Linked DNA regions of Homo sapiens: all the other regions are linked to region 3. Evidence: chromatin loops called from intact Hi-C (ENCODE). Cell type or tissue: dorsolateral prefrontal cortex. All regions are shown on one strand. Links, peaks and the distances in the headings refer to the core of each region. The heading gives the core; the rest is flanking DNA.

Evidence for each region. A loop is a pair of places that touch in the nucleus more often than their neighbours do. Peaks named below come from ENCODE experiments on the same cell type or tissue, not always from the same donor. Only the 100,000 strongest peaks of a DNase experiment are listed, where the experiment ranks them.
Region 1: a loop joins it to region 3, with 3 times the contacts of the local background. A loop is called at or near these places in 15 of 110 quality-filtered maps.
Region 2: it touches region 3 in a loop (5-fold over the local background); 3 of 110 quality-filtered maps call a loop at or near these places.

What each region holds. Positions count from the first base shown.
Region 1 is chr6:90,069,295-90,079,614 of GRCh38, forward strand. All of the region lies in intron 5 of BACH2 (BACH transcriptional regulator 2), which reads right to left. Among named protein-coding and RNA genes, the nearest start is that of GJA10, 180 kb to the left of the region's middle. In dorsolateral prefrontal cortex, for the core only: CTCF peaks have their summits at 4,971 and 5,175; a DNase peak (open chromatin) is centred at 5,131; H3K4me3 peaks cover 1,342 bases; H3K27ac peaks cover 2,235 bases.
Region 2 is chr6:90,569,026-90,579,345 of GRCh38, forward strand. MAP3K7 (mitogen-activated protein kinase kinase kinase 7) reads right to left here. Exons shown (of 17, transcript NM_145331.3): 2 at 2,672-2,782. Among named protein-coding and RNA genes, the nearest start is that of MAP3K7, 13 kb to the right of the region's middle. In dorsolateral prefrontal cortex, for the core only: a CTCF peak has its summit at 5,708 (motif pointing left); no DNase peak of the experiment used is centred there; H3K27ac peaks cover 266 bases.
Region 3 is chr6:89,966,250-89,976,569 of GRCh38, forward strand. The region is part of intron 6 of BACH2 (BACH transcriptional regulator 2); the gene reads right to left. Among named protein-coding and RNA genes, the nearest start is that of GJA10, 77 kb to the left of the region's middle. In dorsolateral prefrontal cortex, for the core only: CTCF peaks have their summits at 4,599 (motif pointing right) and 4,800; DNase peaks (open chromatin) are centred at 4,002 and 4,522; H3K4me3 peaks cover 727 bases; H3K27ac peaks cover 602 bases.

The sequences.
Region 1 (10,320 bases), core at 777-8,776, 100 kb after region 3:
TCTGACTCAGTAAAACAGTTGAAATTTATCCTCCCCTTCCCGTTGCTTTTTCTGTTTCAGCAACCCCCTTTCAATGAGAGAGGATGTGAACAAGAGAATCAAATTGGCATTCTGAAGCTCTTTATTTAAAGGCACGTATTTAGCAATTTGCTATGTCTGAGTTAATATATGGGTTAAGTTCCCTGTGAATGACACTCTCCTAACTTTAGCAACGTCATAAAGACAATCAGTTGCTGTGTGTCTGGCAAGTTAATGACTACAAGCCCAAGGGATGCAAGAATGGGAAAATGTTAACGTAGAAAAAAAGACTTTAAGCAAATTCAGAGGAAAATGGAAAAGGACTCACCACTCCCTCCCCAAAATGCTACACATAACATCTTGTTTTGAACAAGGAAGTTATGGAGAATATTATTCTAAACTTTGTATTCATTAGAACAATCCTTTACAGAATGCAGACAAGAAGGCGATTAGGGAAATTAGTAGGAGATAAAGAAGAAAAGAGTTTTAGGAAAAGATGGAAGCAGAGGAGGAAGGAAGAAGAAAAAGCAGAGAAGAAGACTCCATGCTAAGGTGACAGGGAAGCAGGAGAGGAATGTGAGCATGAGGTCAGGTCTGGGGGCAGGTAAAAGAGAACCTTCGGAGAACTTGACTGGCAGAGGTGGGTGAGAAAGGACACTCCTCTCCTGTCTTCCTCAGCTCCAGAGGGTGGAATGAGGCTGACAACACGATCATTGTGGCAGTTACTCTGCTGGGGGCTTTTATATATAACATTTTATTTAATCATCCAGTTCAAAGCCACCTGCAAGGAAGGAAATTATGTCCATTGTACTGGTGACAAAACTGAGTTTAGAGGTTGTTGGTCAAGGAGCAGGGGTTCTGGACAAGCACCCACCTACGGACAGCACACTGCCATCCACAAAGGACTCCTTCATCTTCCTTAAACCTCAGGCAATTCTGTGAAGTGAACAATATCATTTCCATTTTGCATGGCAAGAAATGCAGGCTTTGAGGGAGCCACTCGCACAGCTAGCAAGAGACCAGGAAGCACATGGACTGGGACTTGATCCAGTGCTCCTTCTGTTTCACTAAACAGCCTCCTTGAGGAAGTAGCTGGTTCCCTTCTTTTCACCCCATCCTCAGCTTTATCCTGTAGCCTGTGGCCAGATGAGTGCTGAGTACCAGGCCAAGCAGACACAGCATGGCGGTTGGGGTTGATGTCCCACGGTCCTCCTGACTGTAATTCTGCATGGAGTGAGGACTCTGATTCTTTAAAATCTTAGGGCTATCTGGTTCGTGCTCCCACACAGTGCAGCAGTCTTGTCTACAGCAGCCCCCAAACATAGCCTAAAAAGACAATGACTCTCATTCCAGTAGCAGAGGTTCACTGTTACTAAATGAAGCCACAGGTTCCACTGTGGGCTAGCTGTATCTGGAAGAAAATTCTTGTTTTGAGCCCAAATCTCTTTCTCTATAATTTCTTTTAGTTCTGCTTTTGCTAGAATAACAAATGTCTTTCAGATATCTAAATGCAGCTTTTGTGTCTCCCCTTGTTTTTCTCTTCTCCAGGCTAACCTTTCTCTGTTCCTTCAACCACTGGTTACAAGACAGTCTCTGACACCCTCTCCATTCCTCATGCTGTGTTCATAAAGCACTCAAGTTTGTTTGTTTTCCTTTTCTTTCCTTTGTTTTTTGTTTGTTTTTTTGGGGGGAAGTCAGAGTCTTGCTCTGTCACCCATGCTGCAGTGCAATGACATGATCATAGCTCACTGCAGCCTCCAACTCCTGGTCTCAAGCAATCCCACCGTCTTGGCTGCCCAAAGCATTGGAATTACAGGCAAGAGCCACCACGTCCAGTTTATGTTCCTTTTCAAATGTACTGGTATAATACTCCTAATGTGATCTAAGTACTGCAGAGTCTAATGAAATCATGACTCTTCCTTCTGTGGGCATGAGACCTCTTTTGTCACAGTTAGGATAATGTTAACTTTTTCAGCAGCCACTTTGTGGAGGAGAAAGCTAAGTCACCAAGCTCTTGCAGTACAGCATAATAAGTTCTGCGAAGGAGGCAGCCAGTGGGCTATGGCATCACAGAGGAGGGACAGCAAATTTTGCCAGAAAGGAACAAAGAAGCCTTCTTGGAGATGACACTTGAAGAACAACTCAAAGTGAGAGTAAACCAGGTGGAGAGAGTGGAAGGTCTTTCCAGGCAGATGGAAAAGATTTTACAAAGATGAGCTGGTGTGAGAGAACATGGCAGTACAGCCTTTTCTTCCCCATTGCTTCTCTTTTCAATTCCTTTCTTCAGCCTTTCTCTGACTTAGCTTCACTTTCGGATGTTCTTTTCAGTTAAGGCTTGGGAAGACCCTTGCATAACACAGGGGTTGGGGCGCCGATCCCCGACGCAGTCGAAAATCTACATATCACTTCTGACTCTTCCAAAACTTAATAGCCGGCTGTTGGCTGAAAGCCTCACTGATAACATAAATAGTCCATTAACACATATTTTGTATGTTATATGTATTATATACCTGCAATAAAGTGAGCTGGAAAAAACAAAATGTTATTAAGAAAATCATAAGAGAAAATACATTTCCTAAGTGAGAGTGGATCATCATAAAGGGCTTCATCCTCACGGTATTCACATTGAGCAGACTGAGGAGGAGGAAGAAGAGGGATTGGTCTTGCTGTCTCAGGGGTGGCAGAGGCAGAAGGGGTGGAGGAGGTGGAAGGGAGGCAGAAGAGGCAGGTACACTCAGTGTAACTTCTATCGAGAAAAAAATCCACGTATATGTGGACCCACGCACTTCAAACCTGTGTTGTTTAAGGGTTAATTGTACTATGTTCTCCTGTTTTAAGAAGTATCTGTTGCATGGAGTTGAAAGTTCTTCAACTTGTTTACTGTATTAAGTGAGCATCAAATAGCCAAAGCACTGGCAATGTTACTATAATAAGTAGTTTTGGAGGTTGTGCCTCTACTTGAGTGAACTGTTTGATTAGGTTAGAAAAGCAAATGGTACCCTAAGTATCAAAAGGCAGCCAAAGGTCACTCAGGGCCACAGGCTGGACCACAGTGCTCCAGGGTCTTTGCCCCATTATGAGCTGATCTGTTTTTCCCTTCAATGCCTCCAGCCAGCAGTGTTGAAATGAGATATTTTAGGATTTCCAAACTATTTCTAAGGCTGTTAGTCACAAACTCTTATCAAGGCAGTTTTCTCAGGTTGGTTAGCAGACAGGCTCAGAGCCTCACCTTTGCAGGTCAAAGCTCGAGAAACCCTCCACATGATAATTCACGCATCTGTTATTTTTTTACCTGTCCCTTCTCTGCCTTTAGCTTCTCAGTCATCCAACCCCGCCTCTGTGAAAAGTGCACAATGACTCAAGGCTTTTCTTAGGCCTCTGACAGGTGAACAAAGAAAAACACCTTTCACAAATCCATTCTATCAAGGGATAGAAGAAGAGAGAACAGAGCCTTCAGTAAAGAACCCTAAACATCCCACCAGAAAGTCCCAAACAACCCTGAAAAGTGAGAATAAAACTACCAAAAGCTGACAGAGGGTAACAAGCATTATTTCCAACCCACACTTGTCCTTCTAAAAAAAACCAACCCGCTACTGAAAAAACCCCTGAAATGTATGAAATCTAACATCGTTAACATATTTCCTGTCCTCACATAGCTTATAAAAATGTTTCTGAGCTTTTCCCTGGCTCATTTACAACGATGAGAAGGAGCAAAAAGGAAATGCAACAGATGGTACTGAGGGAGGAGGTACTACCATCCTCGCTCACAGTCATCCATCTTCGCAGTAAGTTATCCCCGCTTGGGCGAGGTTTCAAACGTTTTTCAGATGTACCAATGGCGTATTCTTGCTCGAGAACAATGAAGATGAGGCTCCTTTAAAAAGCTTCAGGTTAGAAGGCATGTTTACTACTGTCTATTTTTGTTGTTTCTAAAAGAGATCACCTCAGCTTTCCCTCTGAACCTCCCCAAACTGACTCTGCGAGAATCTAATCTGGTACTGATTTAGAGCTGACAGGTGGTACATGCATAATTAAAGATGACCTAACACAGAATGCTCTCATTCCTGGCATATTATCAGACACTTAAGGAAAGCAATTATCAGTAGGCAATCTTTTCTGTCAACAGAGATCGAGATGAAACATTTCTTCAATTAAGAGAATTCTGCAAGGATGCTGTACATATCCATCTGCAAATACTTGAAAACCTTTAGAGGTTAATACTAAGTCAGCTCAATGAAACACCTTTGGCCAGTTAACACATGCTCTCCTCTCCTCCCACTTTTCCTGGGAGGTCACATTTCAAACATCAAAATCGGAACAATTTTAAGGTGCTGCCAGACACCCTGACATGAGCGGACAAGGAAATCTCTGCATTTTTCTGCCTTGCTGAGGTCTGAAAATATAACAAGTTTTCCTTAAAGGTTCAAAGCAAAAAAGGATAGGGTTCACATTAAAGCAAATTCAATTAAAATTTCCCTTCAGAGCAGGATTATTCCCTCTCCATGCTCCACCCATGTCAGAAGTATTTAGAGAATTATTATCAAGCCTTAAAACTTCGTCTTGAATCTAAGTGATTTAAAGGATTTTTTTCTTTCATTTTGAAGAAATCAATATTACTCAAAGAAAAAAGGGACTTGACAAAAACGGAGGAATTTCCCATTTCAGGTGAAGGAGGGAAGAGGTGCCGCATTTCCTGATAGAATACTGTGCTTTTTATAAATTATAGTGCATGCACTTTGTATAAATGAATGCATTTAAGCTTTCCTTAGAACAGAAATTGCTTTAATGTTATAGTGAGACAAGTGATTTTCTTTTCTTTTTTAAAAGGGTAGTTTATAAGTTAATGGTTTTTTGAAGCCCATGTAAAAACTGCCTTCCACAAGACAGAGAACTTCACAATGTTTGTGGTGCATATTTTGCCACATTTCACAAGAGGTCTTATTGTTTAAATTCTTATAGCCTTATGTCATATGTGAACAAATGACTTTATTGTTCATTTGAACATGTCTTTATAGGATCTCTGGTGGTAGAGCTAGTGTTGTTGTTTGCATTTTTCCCCTCAACAAGCCAGAACAAAAGTCTCTTTTACTGAAGCGCTGGGAACTCAGGGACGATGGCAGTGTGGCAGCAGTTGTCAGTTGGAAACACCATAATGATAATGTAAGTGAAGTGCTCACATTAAGGGGTTGACTTCTGACAAGTCAAGGTCTACAGAAAAGTTTCCGCTACAGCAGACATTATGGTAATGCAAAAACAGAAGTACTTAATAGAATAATTAAGAATCATCCAGTACACTATTACTGCAGTAGGGCTCAATTCCTTTCGAGATATGCTTTCCTTGGAAGAGACTCCATTCAGAATATTAGGGGAAAAATATCAGTAGCCTTTGGGGAGAACATAATCAGATGGGAGGTGGAAGCGATGGCGGGATCATTAATGGGAGATTCAGTAGGACTCAAAGCTCAAGTTCATTATATTCCTTAGAACTAAGAATAGCTTCTGAATGAGTACTCACAATTCTCCACAGACCTATTTCTCCTAAGGAGCTCCCCCTTTCTCCCTTTCCAATTTTAATCTAAGAAAAAGAATAGAATACAGACAGACATGGGTAGGTAAGCAGGAACAAAGGAACCTCTACAGAATGGAAGAGAATCTAAGCTAGTTCCGTTTTAGATGTTGTTAAATCCCTTTGACCAGGATTCAATTTAGAACAACTCAAAAGATACAGTTTGACAGCATGCTGCATCAAGAGGACAGGAGAAAGAAAGAAGTCACAGGTGTAATGTTGTGGCAAACAACAAAATGTTATTTCCCAGTGCATGTCATGGACGAAAAGAACATATAAGATATAAGGCACATACTACCATTAAAGTAAACAGAATACAAAAAGGAAAGATTTTAGTGAGTTTATGTAGGGAGAGACCCTCATTTCTCACACAACTCAGAGTCCCTGACTTTTGTAGGACTTCAGTGAATAAAGCAAAGTCTGTAAGCACAGCCTTTCTATGCTGAGGATGATATATGGCACAAAAACATTTTACATGATGCCTTTTACACTTAGATATTATTTTAGAATCATAAACTAAAAGCGTTTTTAAGGTGGAGGTACCCGGCATAAAATAGATGTATCTTCTTTTTAACCAAGGCTTCTCCTGTCCACACTCAAACCTGGCTTTCCAAGTGTGTTGGCTTTACTATTTTATGATTGGATGAATAAAATAAGACTGTTAACTATGGCTACAAAATAAATTACGATACCCTGACCCCAACAGAGTATTATTTTGGAAAGAAAAAAAGTCAAATCCAAGATATTATTATCGTAACTGCAATCTACTTGTGACCCTGTTTCAGAAAACCTGCCATTTGGAAGCCTTATGGAGACATTTTTCAGAATCTTATGTATTCTCTCTGTTAACTGATCAGAGATACTTCTCAGGTTTCTTTCACCAAGGACAAAATATGACATATACTTAAGAAAGGATGGATATTGTTTCAGGATCTCTATCCATTCAGGAGAAGACACTTGCTTTTTAGTTAAAAAATGACTGTGACTAATTCCAGAGCACCTGGTATTGGCTTTTTCAAGAATGAGCATTTGAAGTCAAACTGGAAAATGGTGACTGGCACATCTGCAATGATCTAGATGATGGTAAGAGACGATCCAGAGATGGTAAGAGACAGATAAACCCAAAAAGGCTGGCCTCACTTTGCTGCAGAGGGATAAAAGAAAATAGAAGAAGCGAAAAAAATGATTTTTCTCTACAAGTCCCACTCTAGGAATCACCTTTGTTAACTTTGAGTTCTTTCACAAAATGAAATGTTATGTGACAATACAATCTGTTTCCCTTAGGGATGGAAGGTGATGAGGGGAGACCAGTGATAGGTGAGATTTAAAGACACGTAAAGGAAGGGTGGAAAAGAAATGCATTATGTTACCGAGCGAATGAGGATTAAATCTTCATAATGCATGTCAGATTCTCACAAAAAGAAAATAAAACAAGGGCAAGCTTTTACTGAACACCTAATATCACCCAGCTGTGAATAAAAGAAAAAGAATCTCACTCTGACCAATTCATACAAATTGACTAATACTTATTCCCTTATGGTCCATGGTAACCCATACTCCAAGCACACATGATGTTCTTTCACATGTACACATTTGTAACTTTCTGTAAACTAATTAGCGAAGGAGAATACAAAATAGGCAGGTATAATGGAAACTAGTGAATTCCATCCCTGAAGCTAGTTGTACTGTAATATCTTCTGCATGGTGCCAACAGCCCCCTTTCCCTTTGCTTGTTCCGACACAATGCCTTCAGGTCTGTCTAAGTAATGTAATTTACTAGAGTGGAATTCCCTCGGTACCCTGTGCAGTACTTGGTGACAGTATCATTTATACTCCACCGTGTCGTGGCCTGACACTGATCCATCCGCCTTCATCCCTCATTCAGAGGAGAGCATGCAATTTCACCTTCCTCCGTGCCCTTCTCTGGTGTGCACGTACACATTCACTCCACTCAGCCCTAATTACAAACCTGGGTTAAAATACTCTCATTAGATTTATATTTCACACTCCAAATGTCAATCTTGTTGAAAATTCCCGTTTTCCGGAGGATTCATCCATTAGCAATAAACTTTAAAGCATTCTGTGACTGAGTGCATTAAACCAGCAATGCGGACATGCACTTAAAATACATCATTAGAGAAAATCTCCATTGCAAATACTTTACACTATTCAACCAAAGGAATAATGAGCCCCGCCTGGCCAGTACCCTCAAACTGCACATGAAGGATAAGTTAAAACTGGCAGTTTTGCAGGAAGGAGCACACAGTGTATCCACAGGATGCATTTCAGAATCTGTCATTCCTTATGAAAGCGTGGGAGGGAATCACAGCCAGAGTCTAATTTATCACCTTCTCTCACCTATTATTTTTACAGAAACTTCGGTCTATGGCAAAGGGCAAGAGGGACGGCGAAGATAATGGGGAATATATGAGTGTGTACAGGGAACAGAAGCTGTATCTGCAATGCCAGGAACTTTGAAAGTCACCTAGAATGATTTGCTCGGCCTGAAAAGCATTCTTCCATTTCGTTAACAGAGAAAAGTGGAGAAAGCAGCATTGTCTGGAGACACTGGAGAAGCGGGTATCATTTTAATACAAGACAGATTTCCCTGGCAGAGTTGACCTGAGAAATGTCTTTATTCCAGACTGATGGTTCCTAACACAAAAACCAAAAATCTGATGAGAATACTAATATATAAATTATAAGTCACAAGTTGTATCTGGGACAGGGATGGTAGGACAGACTAAGAAAAGGAAAATTTGAAGAGGATTGAAAAACAACCCAGCAAAATACAACAATTAAGAAAACTAAGCCACCACTGTTTTATATCTGTCCTGTATTTTAATTCCTTAGCTTATAGGTTTAATTCATCACTTCTTGTCAGGTCTCAGGTGAGGCAAAGTTAAGATACAGTCATAACTTCTCTTTAACTTTGATAAATGAAGAAACAGCATTCTAGGAAAGTCCTGGAGGAGGTTAAAGGGAGACTGATTTGAAGTCTCAGCATCTAATCCTGAAGGCTAACAAAAAAGTTATGTCCACAATTATGACTTTGTACTGTGAAATACACAATACACTTTATAATGCAAAACTTTGGTGGGTGGAAAAGGACTCTAGAAGGACAGGTATACATTGTATTAAACAGAAAATAACTTGCAAAGCATAAAAAATAAAAATAAAAGCAACAGCAATTGTTTTCTACCTGTCAGCATCTGGTCAATCTGTCAGATTGTTCAGTAACCAGAATTATAACAGATGCAATATTTTCTGTGGGGAATTACACCACCATGGAAGCTATTGCTCCTGAAGTTTTGCCCATTTCCACCTGAAATATTTTTTTAGCCTTACTTGATTACAACATTAGCACTCTCTTTCATAACGTACACCAGCAGGTACTACAATTAACATGCACAGATGTTAGAACTGAACATCCATGTTTAAATAAAAAACAGGGAGAAGGTAAAAATTACTGAATATGCTCAACACAGCACTAATCTTAAAAGGAAAGAGAGGCTTACATTGTGCTAACTTAACAGCAAAATAAAAAAAACAACAATCCCCCAGTTGGCATTAGTAACCTAAGAAGAAGCAAACCACTCTATAAATGCCTGTATTCTTCTGAAACACTGAACCAGAGGCTGATCTTTTGTCCATTTAATTCCAAAATTTGTACTCCAAGAATAGAGGAGAACTCCCAAATGCTCTCAAATTCTCCAACACATTTTATGATGCAACTGCACAAATGACGATAACACCAACATCATTTTGTGGAGTGCTGGCTTTGTGCTTTATGTACGTCATCTCACTGAATCCCCACAACCACCCTCTCATTCAGGCAGGCAGTACTACTTCTGTTCCCATTTTCAAATAAAGACACCCAGGCCTAGGAGAGGTTAACAGATCAAGGTCAACAAGTAGCTAAGCTAAGATTTGATCCGGAGTCTTTTTTTCCTCCTAAAGCTCTCAACTCATTGTAACCACTGTGCCACACTGTCTGCCACAGTTGGGGATGCCAAAGAAAAATGTGATTTGCAGTCTTCATTTTTCAGAATCTTCTGGAACTGCCCTCTTGACTCATCCATTTTACAAAGCTCATCAGACTGAAAGGCTCAGAACACTTGCAGACATTCTCATTCTTTGGAAATGCCACAACCACTCAGTCAGTGGAATGGGACAGCACCATCAATGGGATTGCGAAGGCACAAATTTCCCTGTGAATGCTGGCGCCGCCTCTCTTTGGTGTTTCTTCTAGCCACAAACGGACACGTTATCACTTACTGTGGTTGCATTCGACTCAGCAGCCAGATGCAGGGGAGTTTTTACTTGGTTAACTGTCCCTCCAACATCTGTGTCTACAGAAGATACTACAGGGCAGGCGTGTGCTCATCCTTGTCCCTTCTCCCTCCTCCAACCAAACACACAAAAAGTTTTCCAATCTCTAGGGCAACACCATTAAGATATCCTTTCCTTGCTGTGCTATGAGTTTACAAGAAATAACTTTCTAACAATAAGCCAAGAAGATGGATGTTGTAAAACTGCATTTCAAATAAGGCAATTCCTTTTTAAAAAAGATTCAAGGGTTTCACGCTTCTTTCTTCCTTCCATCAACACAATTTGTTTATGTATGAGTTGGATCTTTCTTCCTTCGGAAGAGAAAAGTGCTGATAAACTATCATGTGTAGACACACAACGCAAAAACTTGGTTGCCTTTTGCTATTTAAACAGAGACAAATTAT
Region 2 (10,320 bases), core at 1,182-9,181, 600 kb after region 3:
ATCATCTTCATAGCTATAGTTGAACAGTCTAGCTACTCTGCGTGGGGCCCTAATGTGCACTTTATAGATATTGTATAATTATCACAACTCCGCAAGGTAGGTATTATCATTTCCATTTTAAAGATGAGATTTTAACCTCAAGTCTCAGAGAGGGTTGAATGACCTGTTCTATAGCTAAGAAGTGGGGTGTGAACTTTAGTCTATCTGACTTAAAATGTGCACTCCCTCTGTATACTTGCCTCCATTCCATTTCTCATTTCTTGAATTAATTCTCTCCTCTCCATTCCCACTGCCATTGCCTTAGTAATCCCAACCTGAACTGCTGCAGTGATCATTATAGCCTACTAGCTGGTTTCCCTCTTTCAGTTTTAATCATCCCTGATCCAATGATCCATACAGAGGTCAATGAGGGGTTTGGCTATACTCACTTCTCTTATTCTAGATCTCAAACTTCTTTCTTTCTTTCTTTCTTTTGAGACAGGTTTTGCTCTGTTACCCATGCTGCAGTGCAGTGGTACAATCTTGGGTCACTGCAACCTCTGCCTCCTGGACTCATGCAATCCTACCTCAGCCTCTGGAGTAGCTGGGACTACAGGTGCACAGCCACCATGCCTGGTTAATTTTTGTATTTTTTGTAGAGATGGGGTTTTGCCATGTTGTCCAGACTGATCTCAAACTCCTGGGCTCAAGCAACCCATCTGCCATTCCCAAAGTTCTGGGATTACAGATGTGAACCATCATGTCTGTCTTCAAACTTCTTTCTATTAATGCATCCCGCTCCACAGCAAACTGCTTCTTGCTCATTCTTTTCTCCCTTCTCCTCTCTTTTCTGCCCTTTTTCCACTCTTCTTCCTCTTCTCTATTACATACATTATGCTGCTGGCTCATATTCAGTACACTAATGTCTCTAAACCTTCATACTGTATGCTAATAAAAAGCTCTATCTATCTAGAGCCAACATGTGTGGATTTTTCGTCCAATAGAATTAGTATCACTATTTATTATATTTATTTACTATATGAAAATATATTTACTATATTTCATCTTGCTAAGGTTCAGCACTGAGATTCAGATAGCAGATTATACAAGCATTTTTTCCTCCTCTCTCCCTAATTCCCACTAAGATGGTAAAGATTTGAAAAATTTTAAGGCATAACCTCAGAAGGATGAAGAGAATGCAAAGTGCACAAACAGCATACATTTTTGGAAGCTGGAAAGCAAATGACTAGCAATAACTGATAGAGCAGACCTAGAAGAGCTGCATCATAAACTGGCAATGAGAAAAATGGAGAAACAACCAGATTTATCTCACAAAGCTTCCAAAAGGTTGGGGAGTGGCAGCAGAATGAGGTACCTATGCAAATGAGCTAATCAAAGGATAGGGCAGGGGACAGTGTAAAAGACTCAAAGATTCCTTCCTTGACTTCAAACAGCTCAATGACTATCTCTTATCATCCCAGCAGAAGACTAGAGGTTGATTCTTTAGAGAAGGGGTAATAAACAGCATCTGGACTGGGGACACCAAACATGAAGGAATGAGCTCAAAGTAGTTGTCTTTGGGAAGCAGAAAATTAGATTGGAGGAGGTACAGGAGACTGAAGTCTTTTTTACTAAGAATTTTTGGAGAACCATTTGATTTTTTACATTACATGCACATCTCATCTGGATTTAAAAAATTTTCTTCACGCTATTACGATCTTTTTGACTTGTGATTCCTAATGTTTAACACATATGCTATTTCACCCAGCTTTGTGAAACTGCTAATGTAACAGGAAATGATCAATAGCTTTATCTAAACTGTAATAAAAATATTGCATAAAACAAAGCTGAGGCTAGACTCCTAGAACATATTACTAGAAATCATCTTTCTTCATGCTGACATCAAATCACTTATCAGCATTTCTCAACTCATTCAGCCACTTACAAATCACTTTCTCATATCACAATTAAGTCCTCATTTTTCCATGTTATACATTAAAAATATGAAGTATATTTTGAAATTATGATTAAATGAAAAAACAGAGATATAAATTCAGAAGGCTTATAAGGTACAGGCCACTTATCCATTGGCCAATGAGGTTTAATAGTGATAAAAACATTGATTTAACTAAATAATGTGATCCAAAATACAAAATAACAAAGTTAGTAAAGGATAAATTTGATAATATGCTAATTTCATGATTATTGGATTTTCTTTCATCATTCAATCTAATCTATTTCTAAAAGAATAGGTGCAAATTTTCATGCTAAATGAGAAAAATCAAATTTGAAATAATTTTTCTTTAAAATAATCTGAGTTTCTAAAAACATTCCATTTAAAGTAAGTGTATAAAATTTCTTAATTTTAGATAATGGGAAAGCATACCATTTCTTTTCTATTTTAAAATTAAAATATTACGCCTTGAAATAGATCTGAATTCCATGGATGAAACTGTTTTAATTCAGGGGTGAATTCATTTATGTAGTTAAGTCGCTTTTCCCCTAATTTTTAATCAGAATTAAGAGTATGAACGAGAAAATGTTCCTATGGCAGTACCTTTGATTAAACCGAATTGCTGATGTTCATGTATACAAAGAAATGACATCTGAGAAACCAATCTTTTTCATAATATTAAATTCACAGAGTATCTTAAGTGCAGAACTACACAAAAGAAATGAAATCTCAACTTACCTCTACAATAAACGCTTTCCTCTCAGATTCACTTTCTATTTGTTTAATAGCAACATCTTTTGCTCTCCACTTAGCTTTGCAAACAACTCCAAAGGCTCCTCTTCCAACAACCTGAGTTAAACAAACAAACAAAAAACAAACAAAAAACACCACAAGAATCGGAATCAAATAGATCAGCCCAATATAAAAAACTAAAGTCAATCTTTAAGACTTTAAATTAAAAAAAAAAAAAACATGGAAATCAACAGTATCTGGATTTGCCACTGAACAAGTATGAATTTTTGTTAAAGTGAGAAGATAATTAAATGCATGCTTGTCTCTATCTTTGAAAGTTTATGATCTGTACACCCTTTCATTCTCAAGTAAAACCAAAAAAGACACATGGAGGAACAAAGTAAAGTGATTTGTTAAATGGAGAAAAAAAAACTAAAACAGACAAGATGAATGAGAAGACAGAAGATGATATGGAAAAACAAAAAGCAGGAACATATAATAAATATTTTCAGCTATCATATTTAAGAAATTAAAAATAGCCTTTGAATAATTCAACAGGGATAGGGAATGGAGGAGAAACGATATAAATATAGATGTTAAAAGACCGGCTATGAAGGACAGACAAAATATAGTATTATTTATTCCATGGAATTTTATTCCGCAAGAAAAACTATTGATATATGTTACTTACGATATGAACTCCAAAAACATTATGCTAAGTCAAAGAAGTCAGACACCAGAGACCACATATTGTATGATTCCATTTATACAAAATGTTCAGAAAAGGCAAATCTATAGATAGATACCTGGGTCCGAGGGTGAAAATTAGAATTAACAGTAAATGAGTAGCTGGTATCCTGACAAAGTGATGAAATTATTAAAAAAAAAAAACCAAAAACCTAATTTATGGTGGTGGCTGACAACCTGGTAAATTTGCAAAACCCACCAAATTGTACACTTCAAATGGGTGAATTTTATGATGTGTAAAATAGATCTCATTACAGTTATTTTTCAAAAGTCATAAAAATAAAGATCAGACATGTATCATACTATTGTTGAAGCCAACTGATGAATACTGCATGGGTTCATTGCTCTCTCATGGAGTCCTATTTTTACAAATATTTGACATTTTTCATAATATAAAAAAAGAAAACAAAAATAGCTTTTGATACTTGTTAGAATAAAATCATTAGATTTTATCATTGTGAAAGGACCTTAGTTAAGCACCACCTACTCCAATCTCTCAGCTTCCAATGAACCTAAGCACTTTGTATCAAGGCCTTTTTCTTTAGCAAAAAATCTGCATCTCTTAACCATATTTATATGTACTTTCTATGCAGCAGGCACTTAACTAATGCTTTATATACATTACCTCATTTACACAGGCCTAGAGGAAGGTACTAATGCTGTCCTCATTTTACAGTTGAAGTGCCTAGCTTTAAAGAAGTAAAACTTGCCCAAGGCTATATAGCTAGCAAGTGTTAAAGTGCAGTCTGATGCCAGGTAGTCTAACACGGGAATGTTACCAGTCCTAATTTGTAACATATATAAAGCCCCATGTCGGGAAGTAGAAGTTAGTATCTTCCCTTGGAGGAACTTTTACTTTAGACTTACATGAACAAATTCCTGGCACAAAACTCTTCTATAACAAAGTTGACTATAACTAGGTTGATCAAATGAGTTATTATCTAACTGAGGGCACTTTGGAGATCAAAAAAAGGGCATTAATAATAATAATATTAGGACACTAGTTGTAAACTGCGATGTGTATGACCACTCTAGCCATAGCTTAAATTCCACTTCATGTATCAATAAGGCAGAATGAACATTTACCATGTTGTTCAATGTCTAAAGCTACTCAAATGGTTAACATTTATTGAATGTTTACTATGTGCCAGGTACTATTCTATGTGCTTCTCATACATTAACACATTTAATCCTCTTCCATTTAAAAGGGAGGCAAATGGAGTCACATGGTTGTAACTTGCCCAAGATTGGATGGTCAGAAAATATTCAGAGAAGCCAGAATTTGAAGCCTAGAGCACCTAATGATGAACATACTCTATATTCAGCTTCTGTTCATCAGTGGCTTAAAGGAAATGGGGCTGCCTCTAGGCAAAATTTCAAAGTAGGCCAACTTCTCTGGTAGCTAGTCTTTGTTTTGTTGACTTCCCATTTCACTCGTCCTAGCCCTGGGCACTCAGTGTTCTGTGGTTTAGGTTCTTGTTCTCCTTCACAATTCTCATCAGACATTTGTACTTGCCATTCAGTTACTTTATTGTGAATAGAGGGTACTGGCTACCTGGTACCATTAGAATAAATGAAAGAGCACACCCAGGCTCTGAAATCCAACAGACTTGAGTTTGAATGTAGGGCTCTGTCTACCTATTATCTCTTAATGGTGGACAAGTTTGAGTTTCTGTTTTCTCAGCAGTAAAATAGAAGTGCTGACATTTTCCTTCATGAATATCTACAGGATTCGTAAGTTAAAACCAGGTATTTCCTCAAATACTACAAAGAACAGTAAGTGCTTGGAATTGGGTATGAATCAGTGTAAAGGGCTGTAGTACTCATTTCTTTTCTTTCTTTTTTCTTTTGGGTAGAGATGGGATCCCACTATGTTGCCCAGGTTGGTCCTGAATCCCTGAACTCAAGTAATCGCCCTGCCTCAGCCTCCCAAAGTGCTGGGATTACAGGTGTGAGCCACTGCACCTGACCTGTAGTACTCACTTCTCTTGCAATTAACTAAGATGAATAGCAAGCAGGTCCTAAAAAAATTTCAACTTTGTGGCAACATTAGTTTAAGAACACAGGCATGGAGACCAGACTTTACCTATTGATATTACTATTAAATACGAAATGATTATGAAGTAATTTATTCTTCAACCATGTATTTATAAATACATCACAGCAACTGGTACTTACTAGGAATCCCCTTCTTTCATTTCTTCCATTTTGAGGAACGTCCATGCAGGGATTCCAAACATTATCTATATTTGTGAATCACATGTTTGTCATAAAAATTCATTTGACTATTTGTAATTCACAAGTGCCACCTAGTGATGAGAGTAGAGCTGATTCTGAGCTTTCAACTTAAAGCCATGGGAACAAAATGTGGTCAAATGAGGACATGAAAAACTTTCTCCTTTTTGCTCAAGAAAGCAATTTTCTAGAACACCCTGAAATACAAAACAGGCACATTCCTGTAAGATGAGCCCATGGGCTTAAGAAGCCTCCATTCTTATTAGGGCCACGAGATATTTCACATGCACAGTGAAATGACAGGATCTAAAGTTATAATAAAGAAAGGTGAAGATGTCCAAGGTTGTACTGACCTGAAATACAGGATAGAAATAATAACTGCTGTGAATTCAAAGGAGTGAGATTATAAGCACAGTCAATACTTAAAGAATTAAGTTTGTGTGTATCAAAAATGACTTCCCATTTTTAAAAATAGCATAAAGGTAGATACACTGGGGATGAGAAGAAAAAATATATATAAAGAATGGACCCCTGCCTTCATGGAATGAAAGTGCGGTAGAGAAGAAATTTAAGACTAAATAATAGTACTTAAAAACTTTTAAACACTTACCAGCTGAAGAGAGCCAAAGGTAAGGGCTAATGATGAAGGCTAATAAACTCCTCCCTCCCCCTTTTCAGGATAGGGTTAGGGTAGGGATTCAACAGCAAAAAAGACTCATACCCTTCTCTTCTCACTTAGATCCCTAAGAGCAGGCATCCTCACAGCATGTGCTCTGCAAACACCAGAAGCTTCAAAGGAGTAAGGATTGTGGCAAGGAAGACAGACCAAGGGAGGCCCTAACCCGGGTTCCCTCAGCCCCAGTAGAACACGTAAGGGATAAAGAAAAGCTCTTGTGAAGCAAAAAGCAAGCTAACTGAGAAGTAAGGAGTCTTCTGATTGCAGGAAGGAGGCTGCGGTAGGGCAGAGTGTTGGGACCTACATTAGAGGTCTGTGGGATGGTAGCTAGCTCAAATACTTAATGAAGAACACAGCTGGGTTTCAGAGGATTAATGAAAGCCAAGGGGAAGGCCTGGTCAGCAAGCAGGGAGAACTGGGTTAGGTCTTCTGCCTTCAAAGGATGCAAGTGAGGCTTGATGTTGAAAGAATAATGAACTTCGTTTGTTTACTCCTTAAACCAATATTTCTTTAGTGTGTACTACATCCAGCTACTGTTTGGGACATCAGAAATACAGAAAGAAATAAGACAAAGGCTCTGATCTACACAAATGTACTTTCTAGCGTATGTGAAGGGAGGGGAGGAGAAAAGAAAATCGATATACAAACAAAAGATGAGTAAGAAAAAAATCAGACTTTAAAAAAATGCCACATAGAACAACGACAACAACAAAAAATAGGATGCTATGACCAAGAGACTAGTGGCAGCTCCAGGCTGGGCAGTTTGAAAAGGCCATATAAAGAGGTTACGAATCTGACATTTGGATGACACAAGGCACCAATCCCAGCACTTTGGGAGGCTGAGGCAGGCGGATCACGAGGTCAGGAGATTGAGACCATCCTGGCTAACACGGTGAAACCCCATCTCTACTAAAAATACAAAAAATTAACGGGGCGTGGTGGCAGGCACCTGTAATCCCAGCTACTGGGGAGGCTGAGGCAGGAGAATGGCGTGAACCTGAGAGGCCGAGGTTGCAGTGAGCCGAGATCGCGCCACTGAACTCCAGCCTGGGCAACAGAGCTAGACTCTGTCACACACACACACACACACACACACACACACACACACACACACACACACACAGAAGAAACAACTAATATAAAGCTTTGCCCTAAGGGAAAAGAAAAACCTCACTACCTTATTTACTCCAATATGTGAGCCCAATCTAAGGGCTATGCGCTATTTTAGGCACTGATGATACAAGAGTGAACAAACCAAATCAAAATCCTTGTTCTCATTGTTTATATTCTTGTGGAAAAAGACAAATAAAAAGGAAGGGAGTTGTGTGCTAAGAAGAAAAGGAGTATAATTGTGTGTGTATACACACATGTATGCACTCTGCCTCACTCCAATTTTAGACAAGGTAATCACTCAAGGCCTCACTGAGAAAGGTGACATTTTAGTGATGATTTAGAGAAATACTTGGGAGTGTTTGGTGTGGCTGGTGTATAGTGGAGGAAGGGAAGAGTGATTGTAAGGTAAGGCTGGAGGGACAGGCAGAGGTTGGATCCTGAACGGCTCTACCTACCATAAAAAGGAGTTTGAATTTCAGTCTAAGTGCAATGTGAAGGAACTGAAAAAATTCAAGGAAGTAAGGATGGTATGTGACATTAAACAAAATCATTATAGCTCTTAAAGAAAGGATTGTAGGGAAGCTAGGATATGTAAATAGAGACCCATTAGGAAGCCATTACAGCAGTCCAAACAAGCAACAATAGCTACGAGGGCAAGGTCAATGGTAGTGCAGAAACTGGGCAGATCTGGGAAATGTTTTAGAAGTAGAGTCAATAGGGTTTGCTGATGCTCTGCATCCAGGCAGGACAGGTGTAGAGGAAAAGAGCTGAATCAAGGAAAACACCTAGACTGGACAACAGTTTACTGAGGGATAAGAATGATGCAGATTTTTTTTTAATAACTCAGAGTTTGGTTTTAGTCATATGAAGTTTAAGATGCCTACTGGATATCCAAGAGGAGATATCAAGTAAGAAGGTAGAAACGTGAGTGAGAGGATCTATGGAGAAGTCAGACAAAGAGATACAAACTTGGGAGTCATTAGCATGTAGTCAGTTTTTCTAGTCAATCAGTTGGAAGAGGTAACCAAAAATAATATGGAGATAGTGGAGTAGAGGAACTGAGCTTTGAAGCAGTTCAACATTTAGATCACAAGAGAGGAGAAGGAATGGGCAAGGAACAGGAAGGAACAGTCAATATGGTAGCAGGCAAACTAGGAGAGAGTCAGAGAAGCCAAAAGAAAAAGACGTTCCAGAAGGAAAGCAGATATAAGGACAGTGAAAGCATATGCCAGTGGCTCTAAAAGTGTGGTCTCCGGTTCAGCAGTATCAACATCACCTGGATATTTATTAGAAATATAAATTCTCAGGGTGCAACCCAGAATTATAGAGTCTGACGGTAAGGCCAAGCAATCCATGTTTTACCAAGCCCTCCAGGTAGTTTCAATGTTTGAAAATCACTGCATTCAAGGCTAATCCATTAACAACAGATAATAAGGCAAGATATTTCAGTGGAAGCCATCACACAGACCAGAGAGCTCTCCCTTGCTGTTTATATTATTTGTGGAAGCTTTCCACAGCACCCATATGTCATCTTGGGCAGGAGAAAGGGAAAAGGAAAATCCTTATGGGGGAAGACTGAATTTTGAAATAACCGAATTAATCTTGAAATTTCTGAGTACAAAGATACATAAAAGAGGTAAGTATTACATGGAAATTATCCTTGTTGTGGCAAGATTAAATGCTTTTCTCTACTGAGTTGAAAAGAGGAATGACTCATAATTAAACAGTAGTTTATAGAAAAATAGTTACATTTCTTAACTTTTAAAAACAAGTAAGAAATACCGGCAGGAGGACAGGAGTTTGTTTTGTTTTGTTTTGTTTGTTTTTTTGAGACAGGGTCTCACTCTGTTGCCCATGCTGGAGTGCAGTGGCGCGATCTCAGCTCACTGCAGCCTCTGCCTCTCTGGCTGAAGTGATTCTCCTGCCTCAGCCACCCCAAAGTAGCTGGGATTACAGGCTTGTGCCACCACACCCAGCTAATTTTTGTATTTTTAGTAGAGTCGGGGTTTTGCCATCTTGTCCAGGCTGGTCTTGAACTCCTGAGCTCAGGCGATCTGCCTGGGTTGGCCTTCCAAAGTGCTGGGATTACAGGCGTGAACCACTGCACCTGGCCAGAGACAGGAGTTTTGTGCTTTAAACAAAAAAGAGTATAAGCATATATCCATAAGAGTAGAAGATAGAATAATCAGATGATATATACAATGGATAAAGTTGTTTCCTGGTATATTTTGCTCTCCTTCCCCCCATTCTGATATTAGCTCTCTAAGGGAGAAGTCTGAATGGGAATTAGAGGTGGCAGAAGGTGCTACGTAGCATAAAAAAAGCTTCCCAGGGCATTCCAATATACTTCTCATTCCTTTCTTCAAGAAATAACATTTTAAAGAAATGCAATTTTATTATCTGTATAACGATAATGCAACCTTATATTTAACAATATATTACAACTTGTAAAGCTCTTTCTTACAAATATGATGGAGTTTGAGTGTCACCATAAACCCATGAATATATAGGATTTTTTATTCCTACCTTAGAGAGAAGAAAACCAAGGCTCCAAGAACTGAAGTTACCTATTCAAGGATCATGTAATTAGTAAATCAGAGTCAGCTTTCAGGTATGTTTCATGGTGCCAACAAAACAGAGGCCTGCCAGGATTTGGTCCAGTGCCTGGTACAGAGAAAAATGCTACTCAAAGGCAGCAAGTATGATAACTAACAACAATTAACTTTTCAAAAGATTATATTCGAATCAGATTTTAGCTGTTTAGAAGGGGGTTTTAAAAAGCCCTAATCTCCTTTAAGAAAAGAGTGAAGTTGGGTTAATAGAAGGCTTGTGTATAAAGGGCTTATGGCAGTCTCCAAAGATGGCTGTCAACAATCCCTTCTCT
Region 3 (10,320 bases), core at 1,275-9,274:
CAGTAAGCTGGGATAAAAATCATACATGGAAACCAGACTTTTTGCCAAAGGGACGATACACTTCTGATTTCTCCTCCCTTCTTGTGCTTCTGCAATGGGCTCTGCCAATGGAGAACAGTTAATGCTGATGCAATGCAGGCACCATCTGTGCTCTGTGAGGATTTAAACAGCAGCCATTAACACAAAACCCCATATGTGAATTGGACAATGGCTGCCCTGAAGCTACAGGACTCTCAGATAGAACATACCACTCTGTAGCTTTTAGGGATGCAGAAATTGTTATGATCCAACACCCACGCCCCTGAATAAGAGCATGAAGTCAGGTTTGTCAGTCACCCACTTCCCCTCCCTGCTTCTTAACTGAGTTTGAATCTTTTCTATATGTTATTCCTGTCTGTCAAGGGAGGAAATGAAACGGGAGCCGATACCATCTATCAGCACAGCCATGGGTGCCATTTTTACCTGAAGCCATTGGGTTCTTGTCCTGAAGCTTCCCCCAGGACACCAGGGTTCCAGGCATATAAATGACATTGACAGTGACTGGGTGCAAGCCTTTGCTGGGAAGAGCAGTGTGTCCAGGACTTCAGGTTGCTGGGGCATGAAGGCAGGGTCCTATTTATTTTTAATTTTTGTAGAGTTAGGGGTCTCACTCTGTTGCTCAGGCTGGTCATGAACTTCTGGGCTCAAGCAATCCTCCTTCCTTGGCTTTCCAAAGTGCTAGGATTATAGGCCGGTAGGGTCCTATTTTTGACAATGGTGTCATCTCTGGCAGCAGCAGAGATGCTGAGGCAGGGGAGAAAGAAATTTCTAACAATGACTGGTTGGTTGTGTCCAGTTTCTGTGGGGCTGAAACACGCTTTTCACACCAACACAGGGGATGGTAAGAAAAGGAAGTAAGTCACAGGTGCTTCAGAATGGTACCTTGGAGGCTGTTCTGGGCCATCTATTTTGAACATGGCTTGGGACTGTTATGAAAGACCTCATTATTTATAGCTCGTAACTGGGAAAACACCTTTTCTCCTAGAAATAAAGATATCCAAACTTCCTGAAAATGAACCTTTGGTTTTTGACAAATACCAAGTCTCAAGAACACCAGGTGTTCTTTTTCTGGGTGAATCAAACTATTTCTGAGTTTACCTTTAAGGATGTGAGTTAAAACACCTACAGCATCCCGGGTGTTCCAGTATTTGGATGGAATTTTAGTCACCGAGGTTGCAAATCAGAAACCTAAGAAACCTTAAGGAAAAATAAGCCCTCCAGTTTCCTTGCACTATTATAGCAAGAAATGTCTGGTTCATGGCAGGGAGGATTCATAGAGCTCATCCACAGTAGTTTAATGGCACCTTCCCAGAGAAGCGTAGCTTTGAAAACCTCAACTAAGCTAGCAGGTGTCTGGATGGCATCGTCATTTCTTTCTTTAACAAGCGTGGGAGGCCAGGGCTTAAGAATCTCTAGGTAGAGGCACCATTGTGGTAAAAATACAGAGACTCAAAGCAAAAGGGAAAACTAATACTGCTTTTATATCCCACTTCTGTGCTCATGAACTCTCCTCTCTGTTGATGCCATCTCTCCTCTCTCCTGCCCCTCCATGATCTCTCTGGATAGTCAATCAAAGGGAGGCTGGAGAGTCTCTGAGTTAATGCTTCTGACATGGACTATGTTTCAAGCAGCAACTCCCTGGTTTAGAAAGCAAACCTGATTCTCTCCTGCCTGGCCTTCCAAATTTCCCCCAAATCTACTCCCTTTTCAGTCTCATCTCCAGTTATCCTCTTGATCCTGACTCCTAGCCTTTTCTTTGACTTACTAGCATTTGCCCAAGCCATGACCACTGCCTAGATGCACTGCTGACTCTACTTCACCAATTCCAACTGTAAAATTCCAACATATGAAAACTGTGGAGGACAGGGAAGATGGTATCCACCAATGTGGAATGAAAGGGCCAGGGGAAACCCTGGCAAAGGAGGTGGCAATTAAACTGGACCCTCCCTTCTATGACCTGGACAATCAGCACTTGCTTACAGACCATCAGTTTGGGCATTTAATCACAGGAGGGCTGTTTTGCGTTGTTATCTGAATATTCCACTGGACCTGTCTTGATTAGAAATTCCTCAAAGTCAAGGACCAAGTCTTACACTTCTTACATGTCCTCTGCATAAATTCTAATAAAATCTGTTAAAAATCTGCATTGTGATGAAAGTGTATTTTTTTAAGAAGGCAATAACATTACATGTTTAGAAAGAATTAACAAAAGTCCACGTTTTCATGCTAGTTGGATGACAGTATTTAAGAAAAGTTAAATTGATAAAACATCATTAGATCACAGAAAGGCTAAAGCCATAAGTATTTTGTGTACATATGAGGCATTTTGCATAAATGTTACTAAATAATCAATGCAAAAAATTTACTTGAGCATTCACTGTGCTGGATGCTGAAGTGAACTTGAAAGAAGCAAAAAATGTAGTTTTAAAAATCTGTCTTGGGCTGGGCACAGTGGTTCACGCCTATAATCCCAGCACTTTGGGAGGCTGAGGCTGGCCGATCCCTTGAGGTCAGGAATTCCAGACCAGCCTGACCAACATGGTGAAATCCCATCTCTACTAGAAATACAAACATTAGCTGGGTGTGGTGGCGTATGCCTGTAGTCCCAGCTACTTGGGGGGCTGAGGCAGGAAGACTGCTTGAATCTGGGAGGCGGAGGTTGCAGTAAGCTGAGATTGTGCCACTGCACTCCAGCCTGGGTGACAGAATGAGACTCTGTCTCGAAAAATAATAAAAAAAGAATGTGTCTTAAAAATGTAGTCTTTTTTTTTTTTTTTTTTTTTAGGCTGAGTTTCACTCTTGTTGCCCAGGCTGGAGTGCAATGGTGCGATCTTGGCTCACCGCAACCTCCGCCTCCTGGGTTCAAGCGATTCTCCTGCCTCAGCCTCCCGAGTAGCTGGGATTACAGGAATGTGTCACCACGCCCAGCTAATTTTTTTGTATTTTCAGTAGAGATGGGGTTTCTCCATGTTGGTCAGCTGATCTTGAACTCCTGACCTGAGGTGATCCGCCCATCTCGGCCTCCCAAAGTGCTGGGATTACAGGTGTGAGCCACCGTGCCCAGCAAAAATGTAGTCTTAAGAAGGTAAGAATTCCTGGAGGAACTCACAATGTATCACAATCAAATAGGAGAATAATTGATGCTGACCTATCCATTGTTGAGACTCCTGGTGCAGCAGAAGATGAGAGACAAGGGACGGATGTGGGCTGCCACCACTCTACCACTACGCTTGGATGGGAGCAGGTGGGGGACAGAGAGCGCAGCACCAACAGGAGTCAGCCTTTGTCCTTCAAATATTGTGACCCTGACCTTGGCAGCCTCATGCTTTCTAGGAAAGGCTCTGCCATATGCACCTGGGATTAACACCCTTCTCTACCTGAGAAACCAGTGCCCTCCACCCCACCTAAATGAAACTTCAAATGGGGCTCATAAAAGGGAATGACATGACAGGAAGAGAAACGATCTGTTGGGAAGAGGCTGACAGTGCTCGGAAAACCATGGAGCAAAACAGATGGAAGAGGACACATATACCAGTCCTGCTGGAACTGCAGGATGGTGAGAAAAGACTGCAAGCTGGCTTGGAAATGAAGGCTGGGTGAGTTGAGTGAGCAAAACTGGTTCATCCTTAACCTGCTAAGTTAGAGTAAGAGAATTTTAGATGGTGGGGGTTGGGGGATGACTGTCTTTTAGATCAGCTTGGAAAAAATAAAAATCCTCTTCTACACTAAAGTAGGAAAGACCACAGAGTTAGCAAAGAAGGCATTTCAGAAAGTCAAATGGGGAAAAAAGAAGAATGTTAGATAAATAGGTGAAATTATAAAGTGTCTAAAAGCAACTCCAACAGGAGAAAGAAGGTGGGCAGGGTCAGAGTTCGGAGGATGTGAAGGGCAACAGAGGCCCTGTGAAGTACAGGCCACCCTCGTGAGGAGTAAGGACAGTGCTGTCCTGCCACCTCAAGGTAGGGCCTGGCAGTGCCCTGTTCCCAGTTCTGTGCCCCGAAGTGAAGCGCCGCCGACAGGCTTTGATGATCTTTCCACCTCCTGACTCTTGGCGGGCAGAGCATACAGTCACAGACCAGATATTAGAACACTTTATCTAGCATATGGAAGGAACAGAATGTCAAAGGGGTTTATTACTGTACCTGACCAGATAATCAGGTAATTAGCACTATTAACAGAACAGATTGGACACATTTATACATGCATTTGTATATCTCCGGGGAGGCATAGCTTCAAAAAAACATAATATCAGGTGTTTTTTATTATAATGTTTGTGTGTATGTGTGTTTTTCTAAAGAACATTTTATTTCTCAGAAAGGATACCAGGCATGTTTCTTTTCTGCACCTGTACGGCCCTTTTTCACTTAGTCAAGCTGGACTGCAAACAATGAAGAAGGAAATTTGTTTCTGGCCCCCCCCAGATCTTACAACAAGCACTGCCGAGCTGGCTGGCTTCTTTGTTCATATGCCCAGGCCCCCACCTGGGTGGTGCGCAATTCTAGGAATATGCTCTGGCTGAAAGACAGAAAAGACCAGGAGAGGGAGCACAAGAACACAAGATATTTCTATATCTGGGTCGCAGGGAAAGTCACAGAAAGAGAGCAAGGCAAAGAGAAGCAAATGCCTCAAAAAATATATGCGGGATCTTAACGGTGTATTTTTTAGGTGCAATAAAAAGGGAATTTGGAACTTATGGTTTGTTCATCACATAGAATACATTTTTAGCAAATTATATTTAATGCAGAATAAAGGCTATTTTATTTATTAGTTTGTCCTGAATGATATCATTACTTTATGAACTGCCAAATCTGTCAGCAATTATTAACACTCCACAGCTAGCTGCCTTCCCCTAGGTGTTTCAGTTCACCTTTGCCACACAGTAACATGGGAACAACTGCGTCAGACGACAAGCATGCAGCCCCAGGCACAGATCAGTGAGTTTCAGTGACACTACAGCACTTAGCTGGATTAAGTTTATAGGCTGAGAACAAGGTAATGACACCAGGCATTCTCCTCCACAGGAATTCACAATATGGGATGTCACTGGTGGGCACCTTTTCAATATAAGATACAAATCACCTTATCCCTTTAACGAATGCATACTGACCACTTTGCATGGTTCTATTGTGTCTTAGGTGCTGGGGGCATAAAACAATGAATATGAAGGAAACGGTACTTGGTCTGAGAGGTTCTAGGCTATTGGGACAGAGACAAGTCAACAGGTAATCACAACACAGCCATGATAAGAACTGTCAGTACGGTTCTTACTTACAGGGTGTGTAAGTCCATTTTCATGCTGCTGATAAAGACATACCTGAGACTGGGTAATTTATAAAGAAAAAGAGGTTTAATGGACTCACAGTTCCACATGGCTGGGGAGGCCTCAGTCATGGTGGAAGATGAAGGAAGAGCAAAGGGACATCTTACATGGCCGCTGGCAAAGACAGAATGAGAGCCAAGCGAACAGGGAAACTCCTTATAAAACCATCAGATCTCATGAGACTTATTCACTACCAGGAGAACAGTATGGGGGAAACCGCCCCCGTGATTCAGTTTATCTCCCACCGGGTCCCTCCCACAACACATGGGAATTATGGGAGCTAAAATTCAAGATGAGATGTGGGTGGGGACACAGCCAAACCATGTCACAGGGGAAGTACAGCTGCTGGCGGAAGGGCATCTAACTGAGGAGGTGACAAATGAGCTGCAGCCTGAGGGAGGATTAGTTAGGTTTTGGGTGGGAGCTGGTGTTCCAGATGGAAGAAATGAAATGTGCAAAGACCTAAGAGAGAACATAGCATGCAGTGTGGTGTGGCAGGAGCAGCAGCTGGGGCAAGGGCACAGGTGAAACTGGAGAAGGGAGCAAGGGGACGGGCTGGGAAGGTCCTTCCGTGTCCGCCGCCGAGGCTGGCCCAGGGGCCTCACTGGAGTCTGTTGCGCAGGAGAGTATGAGGGAGACTCCTTTGGCTGCATTTGGGGAACAAGCCAGACGGGCGGCAAGCCAGTCACAGAAGTCCAGGCAAGCACCACTGTGGCCGGGATACAGGCAGTGGTGTTGGGAAGGGAAATATAGACAGATGAGAGAGGCCATTAGGAGGAAGAGTTGGCGAAGTCTGAGAGTATAGGCCAATTCAAGACTGAGAACGACTAAAAAAAGCATCATGTTGCTTCTAACTAACCAAAGCCACAACCTGGATACCCCATTGACGAAAACAAGGTATCTTTGGAAGCTATTTGGGACGCTTTACAGTGTGTAATAGGAATTATGTACAGGTTCCCAGGCAGACCCAAGGCAGTTTAGGTTTCAGAGTCATAAATTTTGGAGGAGGATAGGGCTCAGAATTCTGTAGCCTGGGGCTTTCTTTAAATGGACACCTTTGATGTCAGTCTGTTGTTTCAGTTTCTGCCTAATGTAGGATTTTTAAAAACAGCACACTTTCCCAGTAAGTCATTCTGATCTGGCAATGAGAAAGAGGTGAAAGTTCTCACAGGATGTAAAGGGTCTTTAAAAAAAACGACGGGCTGGGTGCAGTGGCTCAAGCCTGTAATCCCAGCACCTTGGCAGGGTGAGGTGGGCAGATCACGAGGTCAGGAGTTCGAGACCAGCCTGGCTAACATGGTGAAACCCGTCTCTACTAAAAATACAAAAAAATTAGCTGGGCATGGTGGCGGGCACCTGTAATCTCAGCTACTCGGGAGTCTGAGGCAGGAGAATCGCTTGAAACCGGAAGGCAGAGGTTGCAGTGAGCTGAGATTGTGCCACTGCACTCCAGCCTGGGCAACAAGAGCGAAATTCCATTTCAAAACAACAACAACAACAAAAACAAAGATGGCTGGGCGTGTTGGCTTGGGCCTGTAATCCCAACTACTCAGCAGGCTGAGGGAAGGGGATCGTTTGAGCCCAAGAGTTCAGGACCAGCCTGGGCAACACTGAGACCCCATCTCTAAAGAATGAAAATAAAAAAATAAGAAAATATAAAAAATAAAGGTGATTGGAAAATAGATGAGCTAGTATAATGTGAGATGATGCTGCATACAGCCATGGTCAGAAACGGGGAAAAGGCAGGGGAAAGTTGACTTTCCTCCCAGGACCTGTTTGTTGATTTCCATGATAATTGTGGAGCAACCTACCAAACCTACCAGTTCTATGACCAGGGTCTCCACTTGGACCTTTAGAAGCTTCTTCAACACTTGAGTGGACTTCAAACTTCAAAGTGGACTTTGTGATTCCGACCCTCCTGCCTCCCTCTTTTAAGGACCCTTGTAATCATTCAGGACACTCCCCCACCTCAAGACCCTTAACTTAATCTCACCCACAAAGTCCCTTTTGCTATGTCACATGACACACTCACAGGTTTTTGGGGATAAGGACATGGGTATCTTTGGGGGCCAGTATCCTGCCTGCTATACCGGGTTATAAAATCTGCCTAGCTGGTTGCCTAGAGGAGTCTTATTCTCTCGGTGTCTCAAAATAGAGGAGTTCCCTGGCAAAGGTAGGTTCTTATGTAAGTTAAAGTGATGCAGGCATTAATGTCTTCATGTGATCAACTGACGTAAATTGAGGAGAGCCATTAATGGATAAAGTGAAAGAAAAATGATGAAAATTTATTTCAGATTTCAGATTTCAGATATTCTCTCTGTTATCACTTTACATTGCAATTTTTTTTCAGCATCCTATTATTTCTTGTGTAAAGGCAAATTTCTAGTGCTGGGTTCATGGTGACTTCTGTGTGGTACAGAGAAACTTGAACTAGAGCTGGAGATACTCACTGAGTCTCCAAACCTACCGCTGACTGGTTTGTGACCCTGGACCTGTTTCCCACCTGTTAAAAACACAGACATTTGCATCTTTAGTGAGTCTTACTCTTGTCATTGAAGCAAGGAGTTGAGAACTTGGGCTCTGGAGTCAGGCTGCCTGGCCTTAAGTCCTGGCTCCTCTGCTTAGGAGCTAACCTTTTGGCAAGTTAATTAACCTCTCCTGCTCCAGTTTCCTCACCTGCCATATGGAGATAATAATGGTAGCAATCCCATAGCGTCAATGAGTTAAACACGTAAAGTGCACAGGGCAGTGCCTGGCATACCCTGGATGCTCAGTAAAGGTTATTTAAAAAAATCATCATCATCATCACTGTGTTAGACACAAGGGATATGCAAAAGATAAAACAGAGTCCTTTTCTTAGTGCTGGGTCAGATAATTTTTTAAGACTAAGGTTTTACGATTCCCCATATATCACGGGAGAAAAAACGCCCTGATGTCCTCACACGTTCCATGCATCATGCTGTGTTAGCAAGATCTTTTAACATTTCTCCTTGCTGCCAATTAAAGGGCACCAAGTCAAAGTTGATACGTAAAAATTACTGTCCCATTAGCACCTTCTGGCCTCGCTAATAAATCCTAACTTAATTAGGCATATGTATCTTTTTCGTGGGACAAGGGATAGCCAAAACTAGAGGTATATGGGCTCCAGCTTGTTTACAACCGTCCCTTAAAAGAGCTCAATGCATAATTGCATACCCATAAATACAAATGCTATAATTTTCTTGGATCAAAGATCATTTTCAAAAAGTAGACACGTATGTATCTTCATGGTAGCTTTTAAAGCAAGTTCTACAAGGTCTAACAAGTCAGTTTTGAGAGCAGGCCTTCCAATAGCTGTCCTCCACTTGAAATCTGAAGTGCGGAAAGTGGAGTGGATGCATGTTTTACTGAAAGAGTCAGCAACAGAAAATAGAGTACACTCACAGCTGTAGCGAGCCAGGATGAATTTATACAGTGAATTTTAAATCAGACTCAAAATTGGCTTGCACTATCCATTGAAAAAAATCCCATTGATTTTGGGCTTCATGATGATGTTTTCTGGGAGAGGCAGACCTTAGATTGAGAGCCAAGCAAAGCTTCAGATGCAGATTTTTTCTTTTATTTTCCAAGGAATTTGAAGAGGCAGAAATTGCTAATGGAATACAGGGATAAAAATGAATATTGTATTTCTACTTGCTAGCAACTATCTTGGTATGGAACTCGACTGATACTGTTCTGTCCTAGTGGCTGAAGCCTTTCACTTTATTAACTTTTTTAGATAGACTTTAACAATTTCATTTTTTTCTTTGTCTTTTTCCATTTTCTCTCTTCTATTCAAACACTTCTGCAAAATACAGTGTTTCCATTAAAGTCCCTCAGCTTTCTTTTGTTTCTCAGACTCTCACATCTTTGCAATTTTGCTCAAGTTACCTTCATATTCACTTGGCACACAGTAGGTACTCAATAAAGTTGGTTTCTTCCTTCTTCCTCTGCCTGGCCGCTGTCTGGTAATGTACTTCTTCCTTTATTTTTTGGTTTACAAACTACTTGTTAAATAATTGGCTCCAAGAGCCTCCTTCAGAGTTTACATCATTTCTTGGGAAGCTCAGCCCAAACAGAGATAACTCTCCTAAGATATCCTGGAAATAAGGTTGCAGAGAAAAACAAAGTCCCACTTATCAAAATGAAGTGCTTTTGTTCTCGTTTTGGATCTGGTGGCAGAAACGAAATACCATCTTTCAGAGGTCCCAATAAAATATTTGACAAGATATGTGAAATGTTTTTCTTCACTTGGACTGCTTTCTTCATAATACAGTCTATGTGTTTCAGGAGAAAAACAAGGTCAATTCAATTGATCAAACACTGTGTCAGCGACAGACACACATACATATAAATGCTCACATTCTCTCACAGTTATAACAACATGGAATCTAATTTAGAACCACAAGAGCTAGGAAATTAAGAGTTAATACTTAAACCCCATCCTGAATCCATCTTGTCATGCCTGAGTATCACTTCTCCTATAGCAAGCAAGATCGCCCGCTGTTCTGAGGCCACTAGACAGAGAATAAAATCAGCTATAACATTACTGTGTCACAAGGAGGGAATTAGGGATGAGTCTGGAGAACTGGCTTGGGTGCTCTTTGTACGCAAGAGCGTGAAGCCGGATGGGAGAGAAAGAAAGGAAGACAAAAATAAAGCGTAAAAATGCAGGCACATTAGCCGCAGGCAAGCTCCCGCTTGCCTTCTATCCTATTATTACCATCTCACTACTGCCTTAGGGGGCATCTGTAAGGCAGGGGCAAGCTGCTGCTCTCATTACAGTGGGCTACTAGCAGTCTAAACTCCAAAACAAACTTGAAAGATATATGAACCACAATGATCACAGCCGACAATATGCTGTGGCCTTATACTTGCTCCTGCAATTGTGTGTGTGGGCAGGAAAAGGGGGTCTTCTCTTTTACTCAACTCAAATGTCCCTT